2 separate regions of the Mus musculus genome follow, and region 1 is linked to region 2. The links are chromatin loops, found by intact Hi-C in ENCODE. Cell type or tissue: heart. All regions are shown on one strand.

Region 1 (2,500 bases), 78 kb before region 2:
TGGAAGAGCAGCCGGGGCTCTTAACTGCTCTCCAGCCGCTGAATGTTTTAAAGAAGCAGGATGGTTGTGTAAGTTTAATTGAATACTGGTTATTGCCTCACAACGGCACGTTTCTTATGACTTAGCAGTATTTAATCTTGATCTTTAGGACAAGGCGGTGCCGGCAGAAAAGTTGGTTTCCCTTTTGTGATCAAGTAGGAGTTTGTGTGCCTGTGTGTGTGGGGGTGGTGGTGGGGTGCTTTCTTCGTGTGTTTATCTGTATCTATCTATCTTTACACAACTCTATATCCCCATCAAACTTTAACTCGGTGATCTTAGCAATCATTAATGGTTCCCAAGAAAGCCGCTTGGTCACTGTGACCTTGTAAATGTTCTCAAGTTATTATTCTGTCTACATTTATTACAGGGTACTCTACCAGAAGGAAAAATCTGCCTTCTTCCTTGATGATCTTGAACCCACGTTCCTTCTATCTCCCAAGTCATATTACTTTTTATTTATTTTTTATTTTTTTATTTTTTATTTTTTGGTGTTTTCGAGACAGGGTTTCTCTGTGTAGCCCTGGCTGTCCTGGAACTCACTCTGTAGACCAGCCTGGCCTCAAACTCAGAAATCTGCCTGCCTCTGCCTCCTGAGTGCTGGGATTAAAGGCGTGCGCCACCACTGCCTGGCTACTTCTTAAACAGAAAATAAAACAAGACAAAACAAAACAAAAAAGCCTCAACAGACTGTATAGCATTCTGATTCGTAATATCCAGCTTGGAGTGTGGGGCTTAGGGGCCCTGTGTTCCTCATTTCTTAGCCGTGGGGCTCCCAGCCTGGTGCTTATATGAACTACACATTGTTCTCGGGGATCTTGGCCGGTTTAGTTGGCAGCTCCATCTCAGTCCGTTCTTTAAGCTTCCTCTATGGATCACAAAAAATCATTTCGGCCACTCCACTCATTATTCCAGCCTTTTTTTCTTCTTCATTTTACGAGTACCAAGTGCCCTGAAAGCGGAAAGTAGGTTAAGGCCTGCAGGAATCCGAGAAGCTGGGGGTGGGGAAACAAAACCTGCACGTTCTCGCCCTCGGTCCACGCGCTGCGGGGCGGGGACAGGGGCCCTCGGGCGCGGTGCTTAGTCACGGCGACGCTGCACCCCGCTCCCGGCGCGCACTTCCGCGCATGGCGCTGCTGCCCCGGGCGCTGGGCGTGGGCGCGGCCCCGAGCCTGCGGCGGGCAGCGCGCGCGCTCACCTGCGCCATGGCGAGTCCCGGCGAGCCGCAGCCCCCGGCCCCGGACACCTCTTCCTTCGACTACCTGGTGATCGGCGGCGGCTCCGGCGGGCTGGCCAGCGCGCGGCGGGCGGCGGAGCTCGGCGCCAGGGCCGCGGTGGTGGAGAGTCACAAGCTGGGTGGCACTTGCGTGAGTACCGGGGCCCTCGGGCCGCGCCGGCTGCGCGCTTTCTCCCGGCCTCTGAGCGCGGCGCCCGGGGTGCTTCCCCACTCCCAGGCCCGGGATCCCAAGAAGTGGCGGGAAAAAGGGTAACGCCGCCGATCCCGCCACTCTGCACAGGTGCAATGCTGAAGCCAAAAAAACTCCAGCCAAGCTTAGCTGCCCAGCGTGCAACTCCATGCGGGGGAGTATGGCATCCGGCGCTGGAGCTGGGAAACACGAAACTCTCTGGGAAACTGCTAGTGGCGTGGGCGAGGGGAGCAGTGGAGGGTTCTGGCGTGGAGGAGTGTGTGTGTGCGTGCGTGGGTCGGGTCTGATCTATTTCAAGGGCAAAGTGCTAGGTAACAGTAGTTCTTAACTTTGGCTGCGCAAAGGAACCCCCTGGAGAGTTGAAGTTCTGCTGTTTCCCGCTCCCTGTTCTGCTGTTTCCAAGGCTCCCGACCGTACGTGGAGATGCGGCGCGGGGGTTAGCAAGCTCAGAAACACGCAGTTGATCCCAACTGCAGCCAAGCCTGAGAACTACAAGCTGCCTCCAAAGAGAAACCTTAAGGGGTTTCTCAGAGCTTTGTGATACCGTTTGTGGATTGTTTGGGGACAGGTTTACAAATTAAAAAGGAAGGAAGGAAGAAAGAAGGAAAGAGAGAAAGGTGGTAAATCTTACGATTGAAAGTCTCGTTCCCACGTTAGTGTGGCTCTTCCTATCACAAGATCAAGGCAGAGTTTTTGTTAGTGATTGAAAATGCTGAACCTCAAAAGTCACCCGGGACTGGGGATAGGTTCTCTAATGCCTTTGAATGCGTTTAGATTATACTAAATTGGGAACTCCTTAGGGGCATGGGCGGGTTCCTATGCTTGTGTACTGCTTGTTACCTTAAAATACCTTGCTCAACAGCTATTTGTGAAATGAATGAAGCTAGAGATGAGAAGCTGTGAGCATGCTCAAGCCACGGTTGGAAATGAATGGGTGTGTGGTGGTTCACGCCTTTAATCCCAACACTTGGGAGGCAGAGGCCAGCCTGGTCTACAGAGTGACTTCCAGGAAGCTAGACGTTTGTTTTCCTCCCCAC
Region 2 (2,500 bases):
TTTGGCACTGGATGTATACAAGAGGGGTGTGGTGAAGAAACTGCCAACATGACCACCCCATGTTATGGCTAAGGTTTTTATTGGAGACATGAGAGTGAGAACAGCCACAGGGATCTGGAGAGTCCAGGGCAGAGAGAGAAAGTAGTAGATTGACCATGTGTAGCAGACTGGGCTTTGCCAGGACTGTCTACAAGAAACGGGAAAATGGCCACTGATAGAAAATAGGGGAAGCTTATTGAGAAAAGCAGCAGCAGGAGCGGAGAAGAGTGAACAAGAAGAATGAGTAATCGGTGGGCGGGTGGGAAGGGCCAGGGGACTGGTGAGCAGGCTTTGAAATGTATAAGTGCTTGTAGGGACTGAGGGAGTCTGGAGGCTGCCGGGCTTGCACCTTGTGCTGACATGTTAATTGGAGAGCCATAAGTCACTTTTGCTGGAGGAAAGGGAAATGAGTCATTTTCCTAGACAGAAACTAGAGCTTCACAAGTTCCGGAGGAATGCCGCCGTCTTTTGTCAGTTGTTAGAACTCCTCGTATAGTCCAGATTAAGTTAACTAGTGGATCTTCGGACTGTCATTTGAAGTTTGAAGAATTGGACTCTCCTTTGGACCTGACAAAAATTTAGTTATACAAAGTTAGTTTCTGCATCATCACTAGTATCCTATGTTGGGGGGGGGGCGGGACATACAAAACTAAGACCCAAAGTAATTAGTACTAATAAACTACAGCTATGGGATATTTAAATACTGGATTAGGCTGTACAAACAAGGATAGTTGTAGGGTGCAGGATGGGCCAATTATTATTATTTGTTGTTGTTGCCAAATATCGCACCCACATCTTATATTGTCCCCCAAAAAATCAAAGACAGGTCACAGGTATGAAAAGAGCCGGTGTTCGAAGCGCAGAAGCTGAGCTGTAAGTTTTGAGGTTGAAGTCCAGAAGTTGAATTCTATGTTGAGTTTGCCTTTGCTAGACTGTCCCTCCCACCCCCAAGCCCCCCGCCACTTGTTAAAGGTGGTTCTGGTGAGTGGTATTTGAAATAAAATAAAAAAGCTTGGCATGGAGCAGCACTTGGTAGGCCGAGGCAGAACGATCTCTGCAACTTTAATTCAAGTTCCAGGCCAATCAGGGCAACACAGGAAGACCTTGTCTCAAATAACCAAAACCACCCACCCTCCAAAAAATATGACAGATTTATTGGTAATGTTGCCGGTTGGGTTAGACTCCAGAGCCGGCTGAAGGAGCTGCTCCGACTTTGTGCCAAGAAAAGCGGCTTTCCGTTCTTCCCTAGAGCAGAGCTGGTAGAGTAAACGTGGCTACCGGCAGCCTTTGAGCGCGCTCCGGTCGTCATGGAAACTCGGGGCGGAGCACGCCGTGACGCAGGCGCCTTTTCGGAGCGGCGTCGCGGTGGTTGCTGGGAGCGAGCGTCCTAGCCGCCGCACCAGGAAGTGGAGGGCGGGGCCGGGGCTGTGTCGCCAACGCCACCACCACGGCCGCCTCGGGTTCGACCCCCTTGGCAGGTCCGTGTTGGGCGTGCGCGCCGCGACGGCGGCGGGGGGCGGGAAGCGGGCCCGCGGTGGGCGGGTGTGTGCGTGCGTGAGTGCGTGCGTGCGTGCGGCCGAGGCGGAGGCTGGGAGGCGGCGCGGGCTGCGGGCGCTGAGGTAGGGACTGCGGCGGCGGGCGAAGGGGGACGAGTCCCGCGTGGGACTCGGCTGCCCCGAAGCGGGACGCGTCTTCCGAGGGGACGCGCGCGTGGACGCCACGCCGCCGAGCCGTTCTCCAAAGCCGAGCCCCCGAGAGGAGGGGCTCGCCCCAGCCAGCATTGTCTTTTAGGCCGGACGTCCATACAGCAAACTTTCGGGTTGGAAAGCGGGAAGGATTCCGGGTGGGCGAGCGGATGGTGCCGACCGCTTCTTGGCCACAACCACAGCAGCCGAGCTCATCCCTGTGTGGAGTTGGGGGGACCACCATGGCGTCCCCTCCCGACTGGCTTTTCTAATGCTGCTTTAAACTTTTTGAGGTTGTGAGTTTTCGGAGGAGTCGAGAGGTATTTTCCCGATCGAACTCTGCGCTCCGTTTTCCTGATGTGCTCCGGTACTCGGGGGCGAGCCGTGAAGCGAGAGACAGAGTAGACAGACAGGCTGCTGGAAGATTGCAGATTCTGGGGTAGGAAAGAACTGGACAGTGGAGCCTGAAGATTTGAAATGTTAGTTTTCCGGTAGCTATCCACCGTGAAACGTACCAGCTCTCGGTCGTAACATCCTGTTCGGGGCTTTTGATTGACCAGATTAATGTAAAGTAGACGTGGATATAGTTTCTTTACCACCCAGGTTAGCCCTAAGATGTGCACTGCAGTACAGATGTTGGTTGCAAAAGGAGGAAAAGTTAGTTGGAACTCCGGAGAGTAAACCGCTTGCTCTGGGTGCCTTTGTTGGTATCATCATATAGAGAGGTCTCTCTTATTTCAGAAAGCTTTGCTAGGGTTCCAGGGCTGGGACACATG

The links. Hi-C counts contacts between places; a loop is a spot of excess contacts. Peaks named below come from ENCODE experiments on the same cell type or tissue, not always from the same donor. Only the 100,000 strongest peaks of a DNase experiment are listed, where the experiment ranks them.
Region 1: it touches region 2 in a loop (4-fold over the local background); 8 of 42 quality-filtered maps call a loop at or near these places.

The regions. Positions count from the first base shown.
Region 1 is chr8:33,652,377-33,654,876 of GRCm38, forward strand. Gsr (glutathione reductase) reads left to right here and starts at 862. Exons shown (of 13, transcript NM_010344.4): 1 at 862-1,403. The coding sequence starts at 1,164. Gm33433 (a long non-coding RNA gene) reads left to right here. Exons shown (of 3, transcript XR_870309.3): 3 at 1-500. In heart, no CTCF peak of the experiment used is centred here; a DNase peak (open chromatin) is centred at 1,135; H3K4me3 peaks cover 1,873 bases; H3K27ac peaks cover 1,738 bases.
Region 2 is chr8:33,730,472-33,732,971 of GRCm38, forward strand. Gtf2e2 (general transcription factor II E, polypeptide 2 (beta subunit)) reads left to right here and starts at 1,596. Exons shown (of 8, transcript NM_026584.3): 1 at 1,596-1,658. It overlaps 1700104B16Rik (a long non-coding RNA gene), which reads right to left and starts at 2,016. Exons shown (of 2, transcript XR_004691281.1): 1 at 1,318-2,016; 2 at 63-606. In heart, no CTCF peak of the experiment used is centred here; a DNase peak (open chromatin) is centred at 1,490; H3K4me3 peaks cover 1,631 bases; H3K27ac peaks cover 2,174 bases.